2 separate regions of the Homo sapiens genome follow, and region 2 is linked to region 1. Evidence: chromatin contacts called from ENCODE Hi-C or POLR2A ChIA-PET data. All regions are on one chromosome and are shown on one strand. Each heading gives the region's core, a stretch centred on a gene start or an enhancer-like site at or near the end of the contact. The rest is flanking DNA. Distances are from core to core; before and after follow the strand shown. Region 1 overlaps CFAP141 (cilia and flagella associated protein 141). Region 2 overlaps IL6R (interleukin 6 receptor).

The links. Hi-C counts contacts between places; a loop is a spot of excess contacts on that map. ChIA-PET counts read pairs that join two places held with the same protein, here RNA polymerase II (POLR2A). Pooled maps may share reads with other maps.
Region 2: a loop to region 1 is called in a pooled map, with 2.8 times the contacts of the local background. The contact joins two enhancer-like sites. A Hi-C loop is called at or near these places in 6 of 50 pooled maps. POLR2A ChIA-PET finds 5 or more read pairs at or near these places in 4 of 52 experiments (HepG2, MCF 10A, activated CD4-positive, alpha-beta T cell and 1 more).

What each region holds. Positions count from the first base shown.
Region 1 is chr1:154,197,131-154,201,054 of GRCh38, forward strand. CFAP141 (cilia and flagella associated protein 141) reads right to left here. Exons shown (of 4, transcript NM_001010979.3): 3 at 3,329-3,458; 4 at 1,955-2,398. The coding sequence ends at 2,297. Among named protein-coding and RNA genes, the nearest start is that of MIR190B, 5.4 kb to the left of the region's middle. RefSeq lists a silencer at 279-508. Within about 2 kb of position 2,086, at least 6 of the 41 ENCODE cell types and tissues checked have a DNase peak (open chromatin) inside an H3K27ac peak, as active enhancers do.
Region 2 is chr1:154,437,782-154,441,705 of GRCh38, forward strand. The region is part of intron 6 of IL6R (interleukin 6 receptor); the gene reads left to right. Among named protein-coding and RNA genes, the nearest start is that of IL6R-AS1, 33 kb to the left of the region's middle. Within about 2 kb of position 1,975, at least 6 of the 41 ENCODE cell types and tissues checked have a DNase peak (open chromatin) inside an H3K27ac peak, as active enhancers do.

The sequences.
Region 1 (3,924 bases), core at 836-3,335:
TGAATTCCACGTCATCTGGTGTGTAAGCACTCATGAGTAGTTATTGACTAAAGATAAGAGGGTTTGGGAAGCAGAGGTGATGGGAGTTGGGGGTTGAATATCGGATATGTAGCACAGACAGAGGAATGGGCATGGGTGGAGAATGATATTTGATTGGATAAGAGGGCTGGCCTAGAGGTCAGCAAGCAACCTCTGGAGGACCTGGGTCACAGAGAAATCTCCTGAGGGAGAACATGGAGGATACCTACTGTGTGCCAAGCACTGGGCTTATACATTATCTTACTTAATTCTTCAAATGAGCCTATGAGATGGGTATTGTCCTAATTTTCAAAAGAGGAAATTTTTTTTTTTTTTTTTTTTTTTGAGATGGAGTCTTGCTCTGCCACCCAGGCTGGAGCGCAATGGCACAATCTCGGCTCGCTGCAACCTCCGCCTTCTGGGTTTAAGCAATTCCCCTGCCTCAGCCTCCCAAGTAGCTGGGATTACAGGGGCCTGCCACCACACCTGGCTAATTTTTGTATTTTCAGTAGAGCCAGCGTTTCACCACATTGGGCAGGCTGGTCTTGAATACCTGACCTCAAGTGATCCACCTGCCTCGGCCTCCCAAAGTGCTGGGATTATAGGCATGAGCCACCACGCCCAGCCTAGAAGAGGAAATTGAGGCCAGTTAAGCTAAATTACTTCCATATGATGACACAAGAATTAAAGAGGTGAAGCCAGAATTTGAACCCACACCTGACTTCAAAGCCTGTGCTCTTATTTTTATACTCTACTGCCTCTTGATCAGTGGGATGTGTAGGGGCAGAGGAAGAAGCTCTGACAGCTAGAAGAAAAATGGGGGATTCAGTAGGAGACTGAAGGATGGAGACAGACTTGGTTGGAGGGAAGGGTATGAGTTTTGCAGTGGAGACAAAGGCACATAGAGTTGAGGTCAGGAAAATATCATGTGGACAGGATGAGTGACCAGTGAGGATGCCAACGGCAAGGTGAGAGCACAGGACAAAGTAATGTATAATGGCATTTACATCAGGGAGCGATGGTGTGTTCAGGGAGTGTATTCAGGGACTCATGGTGTATTCCTACAGCTGTCACTGGCTGTGAAATGGGGGTCTCTCTGGCTTGGGATGTCATTCACATGTAAAGTGGACCCTTTTTATTTTTGAGACGGAGTCTTGCTGTCACCCAGGCTAGAGTTCAATGACATGATCTCAGCTCACTGCAATCTCCGCCTCCTGGGTTCAAGCAATTCTCCTGCCTCAGCCTCCTGAGTAGCTGGGATTACAAGTGCCTGCCACCATGCCAGGCTAATTTTTTGTATTTTTAGTAGAGATGGGGTTTCACCATTTTGGCCATGGTTGGCCAGGCTGGTCTTGAACTCCTGACCTCAGGTGATCCACCTGTCTCAGCCTCCCAAAGTGCTGGGATTACAGGTGTGAGCCACCTCACCCAGCCTGTAAAGTGAACCCTTGTAAGTAAAGTTGTCTATGGCCTTCATATGATGCACATGGTCAATCAGTACTTTTCAGTATTTTTCAGAATTTTGAGTGCCTTTATTTTGACTGCTCTTTCCAGCCCCCTACAAATCCCACCACTCCTTATTTCCTTACAACTGTAACATTACCTGCCTGACCCCTGGAGACATTTAAGTTTGGAATCCTCTCTCTTGGCATAGGTGGGAATTCAGGCCCAGTGGAAAGAGACTTGTCCAAAGTTTCACAATAACTAGCTGACTCAAAACCCAAAATGCAGGCCTCCTCACTCAAGCACTACGGTGTCTGTAGATTAATAGCCACATTCAGAACAATTTGTCCAAATATAAATAAAAGATAAGTGAAAGTGATATCTGAGAGATGGCAAGTGAAATCCAGGAGGTTAAGATTACAGTAGCTGAAAAATAAGCACTTTTGAAACAAATCAAGATTTAGACATGAAAGAATGAGCCCAGTGGTCTAAGTTTGAGCCTTTAGGAAGTAAATTTATTTGTTATACCAAATCAGGATTCTCAACTCTCATTGTCCACCCCTCCCCACCCCTGCCCCCTTACATCAACATAGTAAATCCCACTATGACCACAAGGCGTCACTCTTGTTGTTACTGTTGTTTCATAGATTGTTTCCCAAATAGCGGCAAAGGATTAACGAGAGAGTGGAGAAGTGAGAGTGGAAGTGCTGTCTTAAGTCCCTGACAGATAGCAAGATCCAGGTATGTTTTGGGAAGGAGGTTCAAGGTGGTAGAGGTTCTAGAAGGCTAGGTTAGCAGGCATGTTGAGAATGGAAGAGCAGTGTTTTGGATGCCATCAGAATCTCTCTACATAAAAAGCTTTGCCCATCTGATTTAGTTCCTGCTGGTACTGCTGATGCTCCTTTTCAAACAGCTGGTGCAGGGCAGCTTGACGGACCTGGTGGAGAGGGCAGAATAGAGTGTGTTGTTTGCCTCTGTTTACCACCCTTTCTTATTCTTTCTTCCTAGTTGTTTTCCCATTATTTGTGTTCTCTTGGAGCTGGACTTAGCTGTGACATAAAGCTGGGTGGTAGCAGAGAGGCTGAACCAGCAGAGGGAAGCCTATCCAATTTTTTTCTCCACAGGCAAAGCCCTATGTTCAGCAAATATTTGCTGAGAACAGACCATGAAACAGGAACTCTACTAAGTAACTGGGATACAAAGATGGTTACATGGCACCAAGTGGGGACCCCGGGAGAGAGAGAGGTACCGAGAGGCAAGTGATACGCACTAAGAGGCAGTTTTTTTTGTTTTTTGTTTTTTTGAGACCAAGTCTTACGTTGTAGCCCAGGCTGGAGTGCAGTGGCACAATTTCAGCTCACTGCAACCTCTGCCCTCGTTTCAAGTGATTCTCGTGCCTCGGCCTCCCAAGTAGCTGGGATTATAGGCAAGTGCCACCATGCCCGGCCAATTTTTGTGTTTTTAGTAGAGAGGTGGTTTTGGCATGTTGGTCAAGCTGGTCTTGAACTCCTGGGCTCAAGCGATCTGCCCGTCTTGGCCCCCCAAAGTGCTGGGATTACAGGCCTGAGCCACCACACCCGATCTAAGAGGCAGTTTTGAGTCTCACCAAGATGAAAGGAGCAGGAACTAGAGTATACTTTGGGACTTTAACATGTGCCTGCCGCCTGTAAGGTGGATGCAAAGAATCACTTAATGAAAAAGAGTTTTGGCAATGGAGTTAGAGTTGTGTTGCTCTGGTGTAATGCTGAAAACCTAGAGGCAAACAAGATAAATGTGCAATGACACACACTAAGAGCTTGGAAAACTCAATGGGCAAAGGCACACAGCAGTAGTGAATGAGACTTCAGGTTGCCCTGCTAGAACTCACCATTAGTAGTTGCTTTTTGGCCAGTGCCAATTCCTGTACCATGGTGTCCTGCATCCTTAGGGTGGCATACGGGTTTCTTCTCTGGCCCAATGCCATTTGCCACAGACAGTGAGTATGTGAATTTCGCCACCTGCTCCAGGTACAGAGGTGGGGGTTGAATGGGTGGGTTAGAGTTAGGAGTAGAGACAAAAAACCCATAGAGTGAGGCTGTTTCTTTTTTCTTTTTCTTTTCTTTTTTTTTGAGACAGAGTTTCACTCTTGTTGCCCAGGCTGGTGTACAGTGGTGCAATCTTGGCTCACTGCAACCTCTGCCTCCCAGGTTCAAGTGATTCTCCTGCCTTAGCTTCCCAAGTAGCTGGGATTACAGGTGCCTGGCACCATGCCCAGCTAATTTTTTGTATTTTTAGTAGAGATAGGGTTTCACCATATTGGTCAGGCTGGTCTCGAACTCCTGACCTCAGGTGATCCACCTGCCTCGGCTTCCCAGAGTGCTGGGATTATAGGTGTGAGCCACCACGCCTGGCCCAAGACTGTTTCTTCACCTGGAACCTCTGCCCCACTGTTAGAAGACTGTAAAATCCTTAAAAGGGTAATTT
Region 2 (3,924 bases), core at 725-3,224, 240 kb after region 1:
TGGCTCACTGCAAGCTCTGCCTCTTGGGTTCACGCTATTCTCCTGCCTCAGCCTCCTGAGTAGCTGGGACTACAGGTGCACACCACCACGCCCGGCTAATTTTTTTTTTTTTTTAGTAGAGACGGGGTTTCACTGTGTTGGCCAGGCTGGTCTTGAACTCCTGACCTCGTGATCCACCCGCCTCGCCCTCCCAAAATGCTGGGATTACAGGTGTGAGCCACCGCGCCTGGCCTAAACTTTTAAAATTTTAATCAAATTAATACATGCACATGGCAAAGAAGTAATAAACAGCTTATAACACTGAGCAGTGGTCCCTTGTCCCATGCCTTCCATTTCTAGTCCTGCTTTCTAAGGAAGCTGCTTGACTCTTTCTGTTTCTAGTTCCTCTGTTGGTGCCCTCCTTAACTCTAAACAACAAGCTTATATGGCTTTTTTTTTTCCCTGATAAAACCACTTGAGACATTATCTATCAACACCCTGCTATGAAAGGTTAGGATTTAGCAGATCTAGAATGCAAGAATCTCCCTGACCACAACCCAGAGAGTGGTCAGCCAGCCTCTGCTTAAATGCTTCCAGAGACAGAGAGCTTACTACCCCTTGCAGCAATCTGTTTTATTGTTCCCAGTGTTTTTGTTGTAGAATGGCTTCATGGCTCACTTTGGGGTCAAATGTTTCTAGCCCTGTGGCGTAGTTGAACCAAATTAATCATTCTTAAATACTTGGCAGTTAGGAAAAAAAAAAGAATAAGATACCCATTTATTTGAGTAAGTATGGATAAAAAGGAAAAGGTAGAATTGACATCAGTCCCATCCCGACCCCTGCCACTTTCTCCCAGCCCTGGCCCCAGGGAGAGAAGGCTTTTATCTATGGGCTGCACATTCTTCCCCCAGATTGGATGGTGTGGGGTGATGGCTCTTCCTCCTGGCTGGCTTTGTACTGTGGGGTCCTTGTCCCTTGTCTTTCCTGTCCTGGGGAGAGCCAGAGGAGTATGCTGGGGCTTAGGGTGTAATCCTAGTTGGATGCAATAATATGAAGTGCCGGCTTCCATCTTTGTTGGCACTTTCCTTGTTCATCAAGGACAGGAGGCAGCTTTCTATTGGGCCCTCTCCTCAAAAGCTTTTTTCCTGCTCAGACCTGGACAAGGAGTGGGGCCTAACTACTATATCTTACTTAGGGAGACCATTTTAATAAATCAGTGCATCCTTCAGGGTAGATCGTATTGACCTGTCCATGGTTTTCTTTGATTTGTGTATACTTTGAGCCAAACACACTCATTTATCTGAATGCTGAGCATCAGTATGGCTTTGGGGGCCTTTTTAAGGGGGGAAAAATCAGCTCTAACATCGTGCAGAGGAATAGGAATTCCAAATATAGGCTGATCCCTATTTTACCTTTTATTCCAACCACTTAGTTCAGATAGTCACAAGCAGCTTAAAGCTTGTGACAAGCAGCTTAAAAGCAATCTTGCTTTTTTATAAAGTTTCTTCTAAAAATTTTCAAATTGTAAAATGTACATAAGATTTACCATTTATATTATTATTATTATTTTTTGAGACGGAGTCTCGCTCTGTCGCCCAGGCTAGAGTGCAGTGGCGTGATCTCAGCTCAATGCAACCTCTGCCTCCCGGGTTCAAGCAATTCTCCTATCTCAGCCTCCCGAGTAGCTGGGACTACAGGCACCTGCCACCATGACTGGCTAATTTTTATATTTTTAGTGGAGATGGGGTTTCACCATATTGGTCAGGCTGGTCTTGAACCCCTGACCTCAGGTGATTCACCCACCTCAGCCTCCCAAAGTGCTGGGATTACAGGCGTGAGCCACCGCGCCCTGCCCATTTATATTATTTTTAAGTGCACAGCTCTGTGGCATTAAGTATTGTTGTGCAACCATCACCACTTTACTTCTCCAGGACTTTTTTCATCTTGTAAAACTGAAACTCAGAATCTGTTAAACAGTAACTTTCCTTTCACCCACTCCTTCCCCCAGCTCGTGGCAACCACCAGTCTACTTGCTTTTTCTGTGAGTTTGACTACTCTAGTACTTCATTTGCTTGCTTGCTTGCTTGCATGCCTGCCTACCTGCCTGCCTGCCTTCCTTTGTCTCTTTCTGTCTCTCTCTTTTTCTCTTTTTTTTTGAGACGGAGTCTCACTCTGTCACCCACCCAGGCTGGAGTGCACTGTCGTGACCTTGGCTCACTGCAACCTCTGCCTCCCGGGTTCAAGCAATTCTCCAGCCTTAGCCTCCTGAGTAGCTGAGATTACAGGCGCCTGCCACCATGCCTGGCTAATTTTTGTATTTTTTGTAGAGACAAGGTTTCACCATGTTGCCCAGGCTGCACTCTAGGTACTTCAAATAAGTGGAATCAGAGAGTATTTGTCCTTTGGTGACTGACTTATTTCACTTAGCATAATGTCCTCAAGGTTTATTCATGTGGTATAACATGTGTCAGACTTTCCTCCCTTTTTAAGGCTGAATAATATTCCATTGTGTAGAGATACCACATTGTGTTGATTCATTCATTTGTCAGGGGACACTGGGTTTGCTTCCCCATTTTGGTTGTGCATAATGCTGCTATGAACACGGGTGTAAAATATCTGTTTAGATTCCTGCTTTCAGTTCTTTTGTGTATATACTCAGAATTATAATTGTGGCATTATATGGTAATTCTATTTTTAAATTTTCATGGAAATGCCATGCCGTTTTCCACAGTGGCTGCACCATTTTACACTTACACCAGAGTGTATAAGGGTTCCAGTTTCTCCACATCCTTGCCAACATTTGTTATTTTTCATTTTGCTGCAATAGTCCTCCTTATGGATGTGAAGTGTTATCTCACTGTGGTTTTGATTTGCATTTCCCTAATGATTAATGTCTTTTTTTTTTTTTTTTTGAGACAGAGTCTCACCCTGTCACCCAGTCTGGAGTGCAGTGGGGCGATCTTGGCTCACTGTAACCTCCACCTCCTGGGGTTCAAGTGATTCTCGTGCCTCAGCCTCCCGAGTAGTTGAGATTGGCATGCACCACCACACCCAGCTAATTTTTGTATTTTTAGCAGAGACGGGGCTTTGCCATGTTGGCGAGGCTGCTCTTGAACTCCTGACCTCAAGTGATCTGCCCATCTATGCCTCCCAAAGTACTGGGATTACAGGCGTGAGCCACCACACCCAGGCTGAGGATCTTTTCATGTGCTTCTTGGCCATTCATATATCTTTGGAGAAATATCTATTCAAATAGAAAGTTCTTTCTTATGTGAACCTAACTCTGGCCTCACTGGCCCTTGCTCTGTTCTCAGGGATAACCAATGACAAATTTCCTAGTCTGCTCTCTCTGAATTCTTTTGGAGTTCCCAGACCTGCATCTGCTTGGGCTCCTCTTCCCAGGCTGTTACATGAGATGGTCTGTGAATTCTTCACCTTTCTGGCCCCCTTCCCCTGAATCTGGTCTCATTTGTGGATGTCCCTCTTTAAGTTGCTGACACTCTCCTTCTATTGGAAGATGGTGTGGTGGGGGCTGTCTGGCCAGCACTGGGTACGGTCTCCACTTTCCAGCCTCAGGTGGATGTGCTTCTTTGGCATAGACACAGCTTCTGTGGGAGCTCAGATAGAACAGTCGGTTTCTTCTCATGTAAGGAGCGGAAGACTTTGAGCCCTCCACCCTATGCATGTGTGGTTTGAGGCAGGGGAAGTCTTCAAAACCCAGTTGTGAATATATCCAAGAAAGAAACCTGCTGCTCCCCTCTCTGCTGAGGGAAGAGCAAGAGGAACTTGGATGATTTTGACGCAAGAGGGGGATTCAGGTTGGAAATTGGCGGGCAGTTCTGAAAAATAAGGGGAAGGTTAGAGCACTAGGTGAGGTGTGTGTTATGGACCACGGTTATTTGGCTGTTAGGGACGCATCAGTGTACTAAACACTGTATCACCGTG